2 separate regions of the Homo sapiens genome follow, and region 1 is linked to region 2. Evidence: chromatin loops called from intact Hi-C (ENCODE). Cell type or tissue: endothelial cell of umbilical vein. All regions are shown on one strand. Each heading gives the region's core, and the rest is flanking DNA. Links, peaks and the distances in the headings are about the cores only.

Evidence for each region. Hi-C counts contacts between places; a loop is a spot of excess contacts. Peaks named below come from ENCODE experiments on the same cell type or tissue, not always from the same donor. Only the 100,000 strongest peaks of a DNase experiment are listed, where the experiment ranks them.
Region 1: a loop joins it to region 2, with 5 times the contacts of the local background. A loop is called at or near these places in 2 of 110 quality-filtered maps.

What each region holds. Positions count from the first base shown.
Region 1 is chr2:197,154,783-197,165,440 of GRCh38, reverse strand. The region is part of intron 2 of ANKRD44 (ankyrin repeat domain 44); the gene reads left to right. Among named protein-coding and RNA genes, the nearest start is that of ANKRD44-AS1, 38 kb to the left of the region's middle. In endothelial cell of umbilical vein, for the core only: no CTCF peak of the experiment used is centred there; a DNase peak (open chromatin) is centred at 5,600; H3K27ac peaks cover 2,997 bases.
Region 2 is chr2:196,982,701-196,990,694 of GRCh38, reverse strand. It overlaps ANKRD44 (ankyrin repeat domain 44), which reads left to right. Exons shown (of 28, transcript NM_001195144.2): 28 at 1,046-4,033. The coding sequence ends at 1,104. Among named protein-coding and RNA genes, the nearest start is that of PGAP1, 60 kb to the right of the region's middle. In endothelial cell of umbilical vein, for the core only: no CTCF peak of the experiment used is centred there; a DNase peak (open chromatin) is centred at 2,584; H3K27ac peaks cover 2,024 bases.

The sequences.
Region 1 (10,658 bases), core at 2,711-7,710, 170 kb before region 2:
ACCCCAGAAATTACAAGTGGCTGTGCCAAGGATTAGATTTTGTTCACTAAAGATGAAGGCTTGTCCGGTCAGCTCCTCTGTCAGGTGACACCTCCCACGGAGTCTGGCACGTTCCATTTTGTTCCTCTGATCCTGAGCATCTCCAGTCATGGGACCTGTTAGAGAGCATGTTTACCTGGCCCTTGGACATATTCTCCTTCCTCTTGTTCCGATGGTGCCATCTTGTTTACTCTGGAATTTGCTCAGTCTTTCGAATTCAGCCAGCCAGCCAGAAGGGGCGTGTTGAGGAAAGGGTGAAAACATGGGTTAAATCCTAACCGGCAACATTTGCTGAGTGCTAACCATGTGATAGGAACTGTGCCAAATGCTTTCTAAGCATCATTTCATTCCATCTCACACATCTTCAGGAGGTAGGGAGAATGATTCTATTAGCCCCATTTTACAGACAAATAAACAGTAGTTTAGAGGAGGATCTAGTAACTTGCCTAAGGTTATATGGCTCCAAGTGGCAGGGGGCAGGGTTTGAACCCAGTTCTTCCGCCTCCAGGGCCCACTAGGATGTACTGCCATCCTCAGAGATGGCTAAAAACCAAGGTAGAATAAACTAAATGGAAAAAAAAAACCCTCAAAACCCAGGGAACACAGAGGAAGGGACAACTACTTCTGAGAGGCATTGCTGGGAATGCATGGAGGAGGCTGAGGGTTGGGCTGCAGAAGATGAGGAGGCGGCAGGCCCAAATGAGCGGAGGCCTGGTGGCGAGAAAGCGGACGTCCGGGGCAGGAGGGGCCAGCGACCTGAGGTCCGGGGCAGGGGTTGGGGCGCGGGAACCCCGCAGCAGCAGGGGAGGGGGCTCACCGCGCATGCTCCCGGCTCCGAGCGGCCGCGAAGCCGGCCTTTGTTTCTTTCCCACCCAGGAGCCGCTGCGGTGGGGGAAGGGCTCTTCTGAGCGCTGCTCTTCAGCTGGGGGAAGGGTGCGACCTGCCCGACCCCACAGTGTGGCCGCCCCCAGAGAACAGAGGGGCGCCTCAGAGGGAAAGGTCTTCCGCTACCAGGCCCCGCCAGGGAACTCCAGGGACCCCGCAGCTGCGCCTCCCGCCCCTCCCCACACCTTTGACCTTGTGCTGCCAGAGAGGGGTCAAGAACCGCAGGCACCAAGGGGTCTTGCTACCCAGACGCAGCCGGCGGTGTCAGAGGCCAGGCCTCCCGGGACCCGAGGAATGTAGAAAGCCCCCACTCAGCCAGGTGGGAATAAAGGAGCCTCGCTCCCCGGGAATGGAACTTCCCCACCAACTCTGGTTCTAGCCCAGCGACAGGGCTGGACCAGGACTGGGCCTGCAGCACACCGCAGCCTCTTAGGAAAGTCCATCCTTCTGGGAAATTCTTGAGGGATTGAGAAGAGTAAGGACTCCACGTGACCCGGCTTCCTTTTCTTTTTGTACTTTCTGAAGCACTCGGATGGATCCACTCCCCCACTGTAATCTCTTAAACCCTCACCTTTTAAGAAATAGTGGTGGCCGGGCGCGGAGCTTCATGCCTGTAATTCTAGCACTTTGGAGGGCCGAGGCGGGCGGATTACCTGAAGTCAGGAGTTCCAGGCTAGCCTGCCCAGCATGGTGAAAACCCGTCTGTACTGAATATACAAAAATTAGCTGGACGTGGTGTCGTGCGCTTGTAGTCCCAGCTACTCGGGAGCCTGAGGTAGGAGAATCGCTTGAACCCAGGAGGTGGAGGTTGCAGTGAGCCACTGCACTCCAGCCTGGTGTTAACCTTCTGCTCCCCAGTCCTCCCTCCCAGCACTGGGCCTGCCCTGGCCTGTTAAAGATCACCAGCCCACTTCTTCCACTTTCCATGACTGTTCCAACATCTAGATTTCCTACGCCTGGAAATGTTCCACACCAGTAGTTTCATTCTAATGGGAGCCTCTAATTTTTTCATGCGCATGTTGGGGCTAGCCAGAGACTACTAAGTAAATGTCCCACATCTTTAAAAAACTCAGTGCTGGTTTCCTATTCAACAAGCCACTTGGCCTCCCAGGAACTGGCACTGTGGGACTGGTTGTGGACATAGTGTCACTCTCTAAGGATTATTGCAGGTTGAGGTCTCACAGAAACCAGAACTGCACAGCAGGCAGCCCTCATAGGAGGGGACACAGGTGAGCATCGTTGCTGTGGAATGCTAACCCAGCCTCATAGCTTCTAGGTACCACCTTAGCAAGCCTGTTTTTCTCACCCACTGGGTAAGTCAGGTTCAAGTCATGGCTCTAATTTAGAACAACAGAATTGATAGGAAGCCTGAAGGGCTGAGGGTTCTGAGATGGTCAAACAGCTTTGAAACAAGGCCAAGCCCTGCCTGTGATGGACTGAGGTGGTTGCTATCTTCACTCAAGGTTAGGGATAGATGAGAACCACAAAAAAAACCAAGCCATTGATTCCATCCAGACCCTAGTAGACAACCGGTTCTCTGTCTCACCACAGAAACCTGCAGGCCGCCCTCATATAGGCAGACCCTTTTCTTATTGTGGCATAGGCTTTGATAAAAAGTTTAAGATGCATTAAGACTTCTTTCTATTCCTGCAAGACATATATTGAGCACTGACTGTATGCCAGATGTGTTGTTAGGTTGATACAGAGATGAATAAGACTGTTTCTGCCCTGTACCCATAGCCCAGTTAGGGGCAGGCAGAAAAAGGAAAGCAGGCAGTTAGATGTGATGGTACTGTCCAGAAGCCTATAGCATGGAGGAGGGGATGCAGGGTGGAGAACCAGAAGAGGTTTCAGAGGAAAGGACACTTGAGCTCAGTGTGAAAAGACTTTCGAGTGACCCAAAAATCTTAAATTAGAGGCTCCCTGTTTTGTGGCTTTAAAATAAAACATTGTCCTTATGTCTAATGTCCTTGGTTCTCAAGAGGGAGTTGTTTTGTGCCGTATTTCAAAGCATCACACTTCTACATTTCCGTCTGAGACTCGCCTTTTGGACAGGAATGCACCACTGCCAGCAGTCTTGGCTTTGGTGGGAAGAAGGTAGAAGGAGCTCATCAGGTTCATAGAGGAGGAAATACCAATTCTTAGAAATAAAACGGTTCATAAGAGGTAGACCAAAGGTCATAGAGCTCTGTTGGCTTTGTTCAGTGGCATTCAGGGAATGAAGCCTCAATGTCTTGTCACATTTAGGGTGGGAAGAGAAAATCATGTTGGAACAGCTGTGCTTAAAACATAAGCATATCATCTTGGGGGTGAAGTTGGGGAGTGATCTAAGATTAGCATTGACTTGAGGACTATAGAGAGGAAAATGCCACATACCAGAACACACTGTGGGCTAAGGCATTTAGCCAGATGGATCACGAATAGTAATGGGGTCTTCTGGGGATTTCAAGACTGAGTATGAAGCACGCCAGTGACTAGGGGCTGGTGGAAAGAAGGTAGGTGATAGAGGAGCAGACCCTCCAAGTCACGAGACCGTAGCATGGTGTGAGCTAACTTTCCCTATCTAGAGGAAGTGGAAGTCTGATGTGCTAGAGAGATATGCCTGGATCTGTTCCATCTTGAGGTCAGATTGCCCAGAGAGAGACACAAAGATTTCCAATCTAGAGTAGACATGAGGTGATGCCCCAGGATCCTCAGCTGATTGAACCCCGTGTCCTCTAGTCATTATTTTATAATTCAATGGAAAAAATAATCAGTTTTTCACAATTTGATATGTAGACCACTTTCAGAAATACATATGGTAAGCAAGATACATTTAAATTAAAAATTATTCACTTCCATGAACACATAAACACAACAGAGAAAAGATAGTAATTGCAAGCAAGCAAACCATCCAAATATATATTAGTGTTTAATCCATCCATGGAATGCAATATCCCTGTGTCCTCTCTGGTGTTGAGTATATGAGTATTTGAGATTTTTGTAGGAGAAGACTCTATTCTTGCATTCTTGATTCTCTCAGAGGCAAGGTTTTTCAAGTGTGGATTCTAGGGCCTCTTAGCCCATGTGAAAAAATACTAGTTAGTCCTGAAATACAAAGCAATTTAAAGTTGCTTTAAACTTTAAATTTTTCCCTTTAAAAGGGAAAAACACCCCCTACAGCCCAAGTTTATGAAGGCTAAATGCATCCCTAGTGACCGTTTTTTTGCTGGGTGTGCTCAAGTATGTGTAGGTTTATTTGACATTGCCCTGGAGGTAGAGATGCATCTCCCATATGCCTTATCTTCGAAAAGTGCTGTTACGTAGCCATCTCCCAATTCTGGGAGCACTCGTGTCAATCTGTAATGAAGGGGCTTCGAAGCCTGCCATTTTGAGGTCTAGCCTCACTAAGCAGAATACTCCATTAGGAATCTTTGTAGTGTGTTCGGTTTTCTGTCCCACTGGCTCAATTTAGAAAGGGCATAGAAGAATACTTCCTTTTTTTTGTTGATACAGAAAGCGACCCCCTGGTTATCTGCCTGAGGACCTGTAATGAGTCTGTGGTGGATTTACTTCTAATTAAGTTACTAAGAAGGGGCTTCTATTGATAACATAGGAGTCTTGGCCTGCAGAATTTTCCTGACAAGTGTCAGAAAGATTTGGTGAGGATGTTCTGGCTTGGGGTTGACTTATTTGAAGGTTTTCAGCTTTGGGTGAGGAGAGAAAGGGTACAACATCCAAACCCCCAGGGAAGCTCCCATCTGTCCAGTTTTAACCAGATCTGACTCTGCTCAGATATTGAGACTGGATGGGAAAGGAGGCCTTCAGGGCAGCAGGGATATATTCTGAGCAGGGAGTGAGAGTCGCTGATATATAGGTGTTTTAGGGGATTCTACCAGGGGAAGAGACTGCTGCAGGTCCTATGAGATTAAGGATAAAGAATGGAAGGCCCGACTCTAGAGTATGAGAGAGGCTTCAGTTACCTTTGGGTTGGGATAGGACAGGCTACAATGGCCAGGATACAAGATGCAATGGTTGACTACTTCATGGAGGGGAGAGGAGGCAGGCAAGCACTGCTATTGGCTGGCTGTGGGCAGAGTAAATGCTTCTACTTGTAAACAAATATAACTTCTTGCCAGTAAACTTGTTCCCCCCAGGATCTGTCTGCATCTCCTTATTTTCCTCTATAGTCATCAAGGAGAACTAAAAAAATTGGGATAAGCCACAGAGATGTCATTGATAATAGTAGTAAGAGGAGCTAATATTTATTGGACATCTAATCTGTGCCTGCATGTAGGTAATCCTATTTTTCATTTTAGAATGAAAAAGAAAAATGAGTAATCAGGTTGATTTATTTACTCAAAGTCACACAGCTCATACGTGGCAGAGGAGGGATTCAAAGTTGGGTCATTCTGACTCCAGAGTTTGTTTTTTTATAATGAAAGTGCATGCGTATGTGTGTGCGTGTGCATGTGTGTATGTGTGTGTGTGTGTCTATCATATAGGCCACCTGATAAGAAAGATTAGATAAGAAAGGAAGATTTGGGTAGAACCAAAGGCCTCCAAAATGCTGTGAGGAGGATGAAGCAGGTTCTTTCTTAGAGAGGAATTCTTAATGGTTAGTTAATGCCTTACCTAGTGGTGTTGAGAGAGCAGCGGATGTGGAGTCAGGAAATCCAGGGTCACCAAATATTGGTGTGTGACTTTGGGTGAGTCACTTAACTCTGAGTCAACCTTAATTCCTGTCCTGTAAAATGAGGACAATAATACATACTTGATCAGTCTGTCTGGATTTTCTTAAGAATCAGCTGATGCACTGTATAGAACAGTACTTGGCAACTTTATGAATCATTAGACAAATTACAATTTTGCCATGTTTAATCATAAATGTAATGTTTTGTCGTTTTCAAAGAAACACACTCACATATCAATTATTCAGAACCTACTACAAGGTATTGAAGTCTTTGGACAGGAAATAATGTCCAGTGCTTTACTATTTGTGATTACTTAAGAAAAGCTTTTGCTAGAGCAGACCTGTATTTTTTTAATAGGAAAGTCTTTTATTATTTACAAGAGGAATTTTATTTTCTTGTTTGTAAACTGCAAGTCTTGAAACACAGTCAAACAAAGTAGAAAGTGAGGAATGCCCATAAAATTATTCACCCAGAGATAATTAGTGTTAACATCTTAGTGTCTTGTGCTGATCTGATATCTTCGGCCAGAAAACTGCATTGTTGATTTTTATTGTGAGTATTACACATAAGCTCTGTTTCTAAAATATCCACCTGGAGGTTGAAAAAAACTTGGAAAGAACTACTAATCATTTCTGTTAAAATGGTTTTCTGTGGACCACAGAAACTGTTCTATATATAAGCTTTTGCTTTTAATTCCAGGGAGTGGAAAGGAAGAAGGGGGAACCCCATAGCTAGGAGTTATTGTTATATCCAGAGCAGATGCCTTTGAGCATCTCCTTTCATTGCACAGTTTCTTTCTGTTTAACTTTTTCTAATACCGTGTGTATGTGTGTGTATGTGTGTGTGTGTGTGTGTGTGTTTGTTTGCTCTTTGCTGATGGGTGTGTTTAATCTAGCATTAGTCTACTGTAATAGAATGTCCCCTGCCTGGAGTCAAGAAAGCAAGATTCTTTCAGGCGTCATAAAGGCAGGGACCCTGTCCCTTGAAGGCTGCTGCATCTTCAGGTCTGAGCACGGTGCTTGGCGTATGGTGGATCCCCAGTAAATGTTTTTGTCTATTGTATGAATGAAAGATTCCACCATTGCCATCAAGAGCTGTGTGACCTTCAGCCAATCGATTAAACTCTCCGGATGTCTCTGATGCCCTTCCAGGTTAAGTTTAAATATTTTGTAATTCTAGCTTCCTCTCCTGTGATTTTGATCCTGACACTGTGTGTTCATTTATCTGATGACAAACTTTCACCATTGCTAGCCCCTTACAGTGGTGAAAAACTAGCAGCTGCCTTCTTTTTACCCTTTCATCAATAGGAGATAGTTTCCCAGATGATTATGTTATTCTTTTAGTTATCTGCCTCTCATTAATCTATGTTTGTTTAATAAATTGGTTAATGAATTAATTAAAAGAGACAGTGAGCCTGTGGTGGGGCCGTAACTGAAACTAGACTTCTCGCCTCACTGGTTAGAGCAGTTCCAATCTGTGGGTTTCCTTAAATACACTTAGCAGTAAAACATTCCCACCATGTGTTCAAGAACGGAATGGAAAACTTTTCAACAAATGCGTTAAGTTTAAAGACACTCCTTCTTAATATGCTTGGGGTCATGCATAGAACAATTGTGAACTTTATTAGCTTTTAGGCTGTCGGGGAAGGTGGTACTCCGAAGACCTGCTTCGGTTTTCATCAGAAGCTCCTGATGATTATCTTGGCAGTGGGTGGTTGTATATTCCTGTTTCGCTGGCACCAAAGCACAGCGTCTTGGCCAGTTTTTCATTCTGTGGGACTTAAGGACCAGAACCCTTTCCCATGTTCTGTTTCCACTGGCTCTCAAGAAATATTCCTGGCCAAGTGATATCAGGGCCTTACAAATAGTTGGTACTTTATCAACTTTCCCCAGCAGAGACCCTTTAAAAGGGCTTCTGTCACTTGGGAATGTCTGGGCACAGTGGTAAGATCCCAAGGGTTCTATGTCAATCCAGTGCTGCCATGTTGCAGTGTATTCAAAGGTTAGGCATAAACCATTTACCTTCCCACTTGTACTTAATTTTCTAGATTTATTTTCTACATCCTTACTCAGTACACATTTGTCAAAGGTTTCATTTAGGAAACAAAATAACCTAAGAGATTTTGAAGAGGAATCTTGGTTGTACCTTTTTTTTTTTTTTTTTTTTTTGACAGAGTCTCACTCTGTCGGCCAGGCTGGAGTGCAGTGGCACGATCTCAGCTCACTGCAACCTCTGCCTCTTGGGCTCAAGCAATTCTCCTGCCTCAGCCTCCTGAGTAGCTGGGATTACAGGTGTGTGCCACCACGCCAGGCTAGTTTTTTTTGTATTTTTAGTAGAGAGGGAGTTTCACCATGTTGGCCAGGCTGGTCTCGAACTCCTGACCTCAGGTGATCCACCTACCTTGGCCTCCCAAAATGCTGGGATTACAGGCGTGAGCCACTGCGCCTGGCTGGTTGTGCCTATTTTTAAAGCCTGTAGATTTTAAGCCAACAGGCCATTCTTTTGTAAGAACTTCACTTTTACATCCACACATAACCAGGGCATAACATGAGCTGCCTCTAAATTAACCCACTATTGGTTAATTCGATTTTGCTATTTCTTTTCTTCTATTAACTGAATAAATTTTGTTGCTTAGGGGTATTTTTAACTTTTAAATATGCCTTTTTTTACTTTACGTAAGAGTGAGAATGTGTTTTATTTGCCTGCTTATGTATTTATGAAACCGCTTAATTGAAATATAATTGACATACAATAAACTACCCATATTTAAAGTGTACAGTTTGCGAAGTTTTGACATATGAAACCATTACCATGATTGAGATAATGAACATATACAGTGCTCCAAAAGCTTCCTTGTTCCCCTTTCAAATCCCTCCCTGCTACCCCTCCCAGTCTCTCCCTTAGGCCCGTCAGGCAACTGCTGATCTGCTTTCTGTCACTGTGTATTAGTTTGCATTTTCTAGAATTTTATGTACGTGGATTTATACAATATGTACTTTTTTTTTGCCCGACTTGTTTCACTCACACAATTATTTTGATTCATCCATGTTGTGACATATATCCATAGTTCATTCCTTTTAATTGCTGAGTAGTGTTCCATTATGTGGAAATAAGTTTGTCCATTCATCTTTTGATGGAAACTTGGATTACTTCTAGTTTTTGGTATTACAAATAAAGCTGTTAGGAATACTCATGTGCAAGTCTCTGTATGGACATATGCTTTCATTTCTTTCCAGTAAATACCCAAGGGTACGATACCTAGCTTATATGGTAGTTGTATGTTTAAGTTTTTAAGAAATTGCCAAACTGTTTTTCAAAGTGACTATATCATTTCCCACTCCTACTAGCAGTGCCTGAATGTTATAGTTCCTCCACATCTTCACCAACACTTGGTATCATTAGTCCTTTTAATTTTAGCAATTTTAATAAGTATGTAATATGGCTTTAATTTGCCTTTCTCTAATGACTAATGACGGTGGGCACTGTTTTTTTTTTTTTGAGACGGAGTCTCGCTCTGTCGCCCAGGATGGAGTGCAGTGGTGCAATCTCCACTCGCTGCAAGCTCCGCCTCCCGGGTTCACTCCATTCTCCTGCCTCAGCCTCCTGAGTAGCTGGGACTACAGGTGCCTGACACCACGCCCGGCTAATTTTTTGTATTTTTGGTAGAGACGGGGTTTCACCATGTTAGCCAGGATGATCTTGATCTCCTGACCTCGTGATCCGCCCGCCTTGGCCTCCCAAAGTGATGGGATTACAGGTGTGAGCCACCACGCCCGGCCCGGTGAGCATTGTTTTATATGCTTATTTGCTATCTGTATATCTTTGGTGAAATATCTGTTCAAATCTTTTGCCTACTTTTTAATTGGATTGTTTGCTTTCATAGTTATTGAGAGTTGTTTTGTAGGTTCTAGATAGAAGTCCTTTATCCAATATATGCTTTACAAATATGTTCCCCCAGTCTGTGGCTTATCTTCATTCTCTTACCAGTGTGTTTCAAAGAGTGGACATTATTCATTTTGATAAAATTCCATTTACCAATTTATCCTTTTATGGGTTTTGCTCTGATGTCATATCTAAGAAATCTTTGCTTAACCCAAGGTGAAAAGATCTTGCCTATGTTTCCTTTAGATATTTTATAATTTTAAGTTTTACATTTAGTTCTGTGATCCATTTTGATTTAATTTTTGTTTAGGGTTCAAGGTATGGCCCAAAGTTTAATATCTCATTGTTCTAGGACCATTTGTTGACAAGGCTATTCTTTCACCAGAGTTTTCTTTGCACCAATACCATATTGTTTTGATTACTGTAACTTTATAATAAGCTCTGAAATCAGGTAATGTTAGTTCTCCAATTTTATTCTTCTTGCCTGCTTGTACTTTTTTACATACAAGCCTTTTGCCCTTGGGTCTAGAGTATTTAGGGCAAGCATGCTAATTATAATGGAGAATAACTTTCATTGTATTTACCAAGGCTTGTAACCATCCAAAAGCCAGCAAGAGCGTGAACAATGGAATCAGATCTGGTTTTGAATCTTGGTTTTACCACTTACTAGCTTTGTGACTCTGGACAAGTTACTCATCACCTCAAAATCTCAGGTTCCTCAACAGTGAAATGGGGATGCTCATATTTACTTCACAGTATTGTTTTAAGGATCAAATTTGAAAATATAAACTCTCTGATACAAGTTTTGCTCAATATACATTATTTGATTTTTAGAAATTAGTGCAATAAAATATCCAGTGTCTAGTTATGTAAGGGAGATAAAATAAAAATGTCTTTGGCATTCTTATTTTTCTTATTTTATCATCATTTTAATTCTTGTGCGTGATTCTTCGTTTCAGGAGTTAGATATCATATTGAGAGTATAACATAATTTGAACATGTTTAGAGATAGAAAATATATCTATATTTTCTATATGAGAAATATATATCCATGTTACATTCAAATGAATGGGTTACAATACCAGCAGAGTGTGATGGTTGAATACAATTGTGTGGTGGTGGGAGCATGTTGGGACAGAGATTTGCTGTCACCTTTGAGGCATGGGAGGCTCCACACAA
Region 2 (7,994 bases), core at 1-5,000:
TCGGAAACGTTTTGACTTTGGACTGTAGAAGCTTTTCTTTGATCACCTGTGTTGGAGGAAAGGAAAGAAGCTTGAATTCCAGGTTTATGTTGTATTCAAGTATTATTTGGGGCCTGGGCTTCCAGAAGCTAGTAGAGAAGGAATTAATCGAGGGAGGGCAGTGAGGCTGTTGGGTGGAACAGTCACACAGATGGCCCCAGTTTTGTTTTGTTTCACATTTTCTTTAAATCTAAGATACTTCTGTGAAAGTCTACCTCTCATTTTAAATAAAGAATAAAAGATGTATTTAATTCCTGTTCTTTGGGGATAATGCAGCAGAGAGGCAGCTGTTCGCTATGAATAATTTTTCTTTTCATGTATTTAGCAGTGAGTTCTCAGAAGTATATCAGTGTGACATTCATGTCCCCTGGGAGGGAAGGGAAGAGGCAGATAGGAAATGCCTCAAACTTCTTCTCACTTTGATGTTTACTTCCTCACTAGAAGCCAAAGGTAAAGGTGTCCATCTTCAGAAATAATGCCTGTAATAATCTTTTTAGAGAGTCCAACTATTTATATCCTCTCTATAGTAAGCATTTGAATATCCAGAACTTCTTTCTGAGGATCTCTGTTAAAGTTGCCAGATGAATTGAAAAATTGAACTTGCTTTTTTTGTTTAACACAGTGTTCCCTATAACAAGCCTGTGACTAATTTTCACTTAAGTGATTGAACCCAAATTTATCTAATAACATTTCAGGTGAAAATTATATTGCACCAAAACTTTGACACAATATGCAAAAATAGTATGAAACTACCCTTTGTTAATTTATTCTTAAATCAAAATACTAACTTTTAAAAAACATCAGAATCATCAGCATTGTTCATCAGTAGTAAAATGAGCTTCTCAGTCAAGGTCATACCAAGTCAGTGAAAAGTGTGACTGCAAAAAGGAACAAAAAAAGTGAAAGCAGAAAGTAGAAATGGGTGATTTAGCATGTAAAACCGATTGCCAGTTGCTTGATGATGAAATCAACATAGTGAATACTGTGTCTGCTCCCTCTGCCAAAGCTTCTAGGTCAAATGGACCCCGTTCCACACCTGGAACCGCTGTACAAAAAGAAGAATGAGACTCTTTAAAAATTATGCACATACACATGCACACATATATGTGTGCGTGTGTATATATATATATATGTGTGTGTGTGTGTAGTTCATCAGCCAGCTACACATGAGGACCAAAATGCTTCAGTCTAAAATGGAAGATACACATTTTTTTCCTTCAAAATGCAAGTGAGAACTGAAGTAGCTTTTTTATGGAGTTAAATGTAATCTTTCTGTGTACCAGTCTTTGTTGTATTTTATATTTCTTAGGACACAGATTTCTAGTTGACCACTTAACATTTGTAACTGATGATGTGCTGACCTTTTTTTTTTTTTTTGCCAAACTAGAGAAAATGTCCATATACTTTTGCTGTAAATGTGTTTATATTTATTTGAAATGAAACAAATGGTGAGGAAACATCCATTATTTGTTCTCTATTTTAATTGCTATGTATCTTATTTAGAATAACAAAAAAAAAGTGAAAAAAAAAACACTTGACCCTGGGCTAGCCAAAAGCCCAAGGGCCAAACCTAGCATTTCCACTGCTAAGGTTTCCAGATGACCCTCAGGTTCTTCCGCGTTGGTTAGAGAGGGCTACGCATCTTCTACTGCTCAGCCACAGTCTGTAGCCAGCTTAGAGCTTAGAAGACATTGCAGTCTGGATGCCCTTCTGCGAGATGAAAACTCAGATGTGTAGTGGATCATATACACAAAGGCAGCACAAAGAAATATCTAGAAATTACCCTAAGTACACTGAAAAGCTCACATAGTCTCAGTAACCTGATGAGAAATGATGGCAGTGTGTGGGCACATGTGCCAAAAGGAGAAATAAAAATCACCAGCTCAAGTGCTATTTTCTACTTGAGGAAGAGACAGAAAAGAAATGTGTCGAATTAGAGCAGTACTCTCTGACGTTTTATAATGAGTTCCATTTCCACCCTGGAAATTGCTATTTTATAGTGTATGTGAGATATTTCAAAAATAATGTTCTATCATATCTGGATCAAAGACAGATAACTGTATTATATTTTTCATCTAGCTATAAAACTTTAATCTTACTCTTAATATCCTGGATTTAATTAAAACTCCTGTTGGGTTCTTCACAAATGAGAACTTGTTCAAAGGATTTATTGAACTGGTATTGATTTCACTGAAAATTTTCCACACCACCACCATTGTTTTTTTGAATTCTTGGTGTTGTGCTTCCCACCTTCTGTCCTTTTCGTTTGTTTAGAGAAGATGAATTTTTAAAAAGCAGATAAATTGCTAATGAGCAATAATGACCTTATCTTTACCAAAACACTGAAAATTAAGAGAGGTTCAGTGTTGAAGAAGCACAATATGCTGCGGTGTCTTTTTCTAGAAGTGAATGGAAATCTTGCTCAGTTGGCATTTCAAGCAGGAAATGAAATGCTTGCTTTAATGGCAAAGCAGCGTTAACATTTTTCCTGTCGTGTAGCAGAGAGTACAAGAATCATTTCAGCAAAGCAGTGACTCACCATGAGACGTTATCTCCATGGAGCTGCGTTTTGACTTTTCCCACTCTCTTACTCATAGAAGGAGGACAAAGGAACGAAATGAAATCATGCTCACAATGAACTGTTCATTACATCAACTGATCTCTCTCTCTCTCTCTTCCTCTCTTTCTCTTTCTCCCATACCCCAAGGCAAAATTTTTTTAAAGAAATGACTTTAAAAACTATCATTTCTGTATTTTAATTACATCTCTTAGAAATAAAATTATGTTTGCACCATAGCTTTCTAAGAAAAAAAAATGTGTTTTTAACTGAGTCTTAGTTGCTTAGTGCTTTTATTTGTGTTATTTTTAGACTGTATTTTAACCACAACTACAAGGATCATGTTTCATTGCACTTACTTATTTGCCAGTGTCTGCCTGTCTTTGCTAAATACATTACTATCTCCAAATTGCCTAAAATCTGCTATGATTCTACAGTAAATAGCTCAGGGTATTTCTATTTATCACTACTAAAAGGGCACCATAGTATGTTTTGGTACTTTAGGCAGTAAACACTGCTTGGTTTATCATTTTGTTATTAAATTAGAACAAGAACATCAAATGGATTTGCTGCACTAGTTATTCTTTGTACTGTTGAGCAACTTGGTGTGCTTATATGTTGTGTTGGTTGAAGAACTCATCCGTTTTATTGTCTTGTAATATGAAGTTAGAGTGCCTTTTTATATTTGTATATTCTGAAAATGTTCTGTGGAATGTTTTGTATTTTTTCATTTGAGTGTTATCAGAGCAATATGATACCAGTGAGTTTTCATTTCAACTTTTCTTTGAATGTATAAAGTGTCTTTTTTCCTATTTCCCCTTGTACTTGCATTGAAATGAATATGAAAATGCTTAAGTTTTCTATAGGAATTGTTTGATTTTGCAGTGCTAAAATGCTTTCGTCTTACGAAACTATAAACCATAGGTCAGTATTATAGGGGAAAAGCATTTTAAGATAGTGACAATCTGAGTGTTTGTATAAAATGTAATTCTATGCGTTTCTTATGTGATCTAAAAATTCAATGCAAATATCTTTTATTTGGTAGTTTTGTCTACATATTTTATGCTCTAGCATGTGCAATATATCTTTGTAAAGCACGATGATACAAATCTGGTGCCAGTGTTATATTTTGCATAACATATTTGTAACAGCATAAAATATTGTTTGATGATTTCAGTGGGATTTTGTCTATAATGTTTTCTTATGTAAATTGGAGTTGAATGACTCTGGTAAATGTCATGACTGTAAAAATGGGGAAAATGACTTTTAGTTCAGTGAATGACTTTGAAACAATCTGAATCTTCTCAAGCACAGTTTAATACTTTTGCAACTACTGAATGCTCTAATAACGTAATGAAGTACTTAACTGTAATATACTATGGAAATGCATTCAGATGGTTATTTTTACAAATAAAAACGGTACAAATATTGTTGGAATTTGTGTTTTAATTTTTCCAATTTATGCTTTTTCTAAATTATGCTAATTTAAATCTTTGCACCCCCTCAAGCCAAATTAACTTTAAATTTAGAAAATAATCAAGATAAAAGTGTATCTCCAGATTCACGATTTATGTTTGTGTTATCACAATTAGAGAAAAAATTCAAACATATATGCTTGTGTTTATTATATGTATTTATGCTTCCAACTTTTTTCCATAAAGGGTTTTGTTTTGTTTTGTTTTGTTTTGTTTTTTTCTGCTCTGTTGTCCAGGCTGATGGGCAGTTGTGAGATCTCGGCTCACTGCAGCCTCGACCTCCTGGGCTGAAGTAATCTTCCTACCTCAGCCTCCCGAGTAGCTGGGACTACAGATGTGCACCACTATGCCTAGCTAATTTTGTTTTTTTGTAGAGATGGGGTCTCACTATATTGCCCAGGCTGGCCCATAAAGGATTTGAGCTGGGTTATGACAAAAGACGTGATAAACTAGAAATAGAAAAATGAGAACAGAGAAAAAGAATACAAACAGATAAAGGAACCATAAAATTTAAAACAGTATCTGTGACTGAACTTGTGTTTGCTCTCAGCTTCCTTGCAGCCAAGGTAAGAGGAGAAATGTGATCAGTTATATAGTCCACATCAAAAAAGAGGAAGCTTATTAGGTCCTCAAAATTGTGAAATCAACCATGCCTAACTTTGGTATTGTCACCATTACCCTTCAGGGACTTTATAACAACACAAGAACCTCCATCTCTGCACTATCCTTAAAGGTATCCATAGAATTTCCTTCCCCATCTATCTCACCATCCAAAATTTTTCATCTTGAGTAGTAACTTCAGGGACAGTCTCTGGAAGCACTAAGGAACAAATTCCTAATGATGGAGTTTCCAGCTATTGACGAAGAGACTTGGGGGTGGTGCCTGCCTGAGTTCCCCAAATCAAGTAGTATAGAATGTTAGCAGTTATTACAGTCCAGCCCAGTCACATCACCAGCTCTTTCAGGAAGAAACTGAATCCTAGAGAAGTTATACAACTTGAATTTTTGAAGATAGTGATCTGATGATACCACATCTGCCTCTAGATGTTCTCTCTTCGATGCCATCTTGCCATATAATGTTTTGTTTTTTTCTGCCAGAAATGTTAAGGGAGGTTTTGTACTCAGCCCTGCCTCCCTTCTTATTCAAATATACAAATCTGGGTGCTTTTCAATCTTAAAGAATGTAAAACAGGAGTCACACCACAAGTGAGTGCTTCCTGTTGTTTAGAGTAGACTGGGTATATTAGTTATCTATTGCTGTGTAACAAATTACCCCAAAACTTAGTGGCTTAAAACAACAAATGTTTCCTAACCCACAGTTTCTATGAGTCAGCCCTAGTTTAGCTGGGTCTTCTGTTCCAGGGTCTCTCACAGCCTGTAATCATGGTGTTGGCCTGGGAACGATCCATTTCTAAGTTCACTCATATGGTTGTTGGCAGGATTCTTCTCATGGGTTGTTACACTGAGGGCCTCAGTTCCTTGATGGCTGTTGGCTGCCGTCCGTTCCTTGCCAGATGGGCCTTCCCATAGGGAAGCTCACAACATGGCAGCTTGCCTTGCGGGCGAGCAGGCTGAGAAAAGCCAGGGAGACAAAGAGCAAGACAGAGTCACAGATTTTTGCAACTGAATTTCAGAAGTGATATTTCATCATTTTTCTCATATTCTATTCATGAGAAGCAAGTTACTAAGTCCAATCTATACTCAAGGGCAAGGGATTCCCCAAGGGTGTGAACAGCAGGAACAGCAATTACTAGGAGCCATTTTTGGAAGCTACTCGCCACCCTGGTCTATCACGGTGTCCTTTGAGGCTGTAACATCATACTAATACACCTTCTTCCCAGTCATTGCTAAGGAAATTGCTTGCTTGACTGACTGAACTCACCCTTTCAAGGAAAATGTAGAGATCCCTAATTTTAATTGTGTTCTCATAAGCAGAGAAATGTGATAATGGCCTCCACTGTGGTAATTATATTTTTGAACATTGATGTGGCACTTTGTCTTCAAACTGCTTGTCAAAGGTTCCTTCACGCTAATTCCATTTGGTAGGTTTAGATCCCTGTATAAGTATCCCTCACTTAACACACTTAATGTGTTCCAGAATTAGTTTGCAAAGCACAAAAGCATTAAGCTAAAAGGCTATTAACATAAAAACATTGTGGGTAAAAGTACTATATGAATTGTCTCTTTAGCAAATTTCATCCTGAAGGTACATTTGCTGTAAAATATAAAGCACCAAGATAATGGCTGTGCCATTCATTAATTCTCAGGCACTCTAGGGAGTGATTGGAAATGTGTGGGCATTTGTAGTTGGCACAATGGCTGGGGGGTGGGCAGGGCTGCTACTAGAGTATTTATAGTTCCAAGCGCCAGGGAGACCAAATGTGCCACTCAACCCAGGGAATAACTGCGCCACTTAGAATGTCAATGCTCCTCTACCCCACTGCTCACCTATTTGCCTTTCTCTTGTTTCTGAATCATTTCTTCATCAATGTATTGCTTATGACACTAGCCATATTGCCTCATCTATTTTCACAAGGGATTGCATAAACATACTTTATATGCCCTCAGAACGAGAACTTACAAGGTTGAGAAAGAACTTTGGAAGGCAATGCTGAGCACATGTGCCCTGGTTATGTATTTTTCCAGGGGAGAAGATTTGCACAGATCAAGGCATCTTTAATTCCTTTGTTATCAAACCAAAATGTGGCCATACACATGTATATTTCTTGTCTTAAGCAAGAGGTGATTGTATCTACTTTCCCAGTGGGGGGAACTCCTGCTCACAAAGGTGGGGCACTTGGCCCACCGTCACATGGCAAGCTCTGACAACACAGTACTTCAGCCTCACAGGGTTCTCTAGGCACTGGTGGACACAATTTCTAGGATACTATTTTCTGCTTTTAAATGTCAATTTAATGAAGTACTGTGTATTACATTCTGGAAGAATTTTATAATTTTCAAAAGTAAAAATACTGAAGCAGTACTTTTAGAGCACAAAAAGCTTACCTGTGTTTGCATTGAGTTGAAAGTACCCAGCAAATTCGTGAACTTTATTTATATTTTTTATAGTTGGGGTTCCTAAGAATTACTAACATTTAAACTCAGATCCTAACCACAAGAAATTACCAGCTATGCAAAGATCAGAGGAGAGAACATTCTAGGGAGAGGAAAAGGCTAGTGCCAATACCCAAAGGCAGGAATGAGTTTGTTATGTTCTAGGAACAGAAATGGGGCCAGTGTGGCTGGAGACTCAAGGGAAAGGGAGGGTGGCAGAAGATTAACAGCGATCTCAGCCCAGACATAAAATTTTGTGAGCTGGGAGGAGTTTCTATATTTTTCTGAATGTGACAAAAGCCACTGGAGAAATGTAAGCAGAAAAATGGCTGTGGTCTGATTTTTTTTTTCTGTCATTTTTATTTTTTATTTTTTATTTTTATTTTAAGTTCTGGGGTACATGTGCAGAACATACAGAATTGTTACATAGGTATACATGTGCCATGGTGGTATGCTGCACCTATCAACCCGTCATCTAGGTTTTAGGCCCCGCATGCATTAGGTATTTGTCCTAATGCTCTCCCTCCCCTTACCCCAACCCACCAACAGGCCCTGGTGTGTGATATACCCCTCCCTGTGTCCATGTGTTCCCATTGTTCAACTCCCACTTATGAGTGAGAACATGTGGTGTTTGATTTTCTGTTCCTGTGTTAGTTTGCTGAGAATGATGGCTTCTAGCTTCATCCATGTCCCTGTAAATGACATGAACTCATTCTTTTTTATGGCTGCATAGTATTCTATGGTGTATATGTGCCACATTTTCTTTATCCAGTGATTTCATTTTTAAAAGATCACTCTGGCTGCTGTTGAGAGACAAGAGAGAGAAACCCTAGTGACCAATTAGGTAGCCACTGCAATAGCCTAGACAA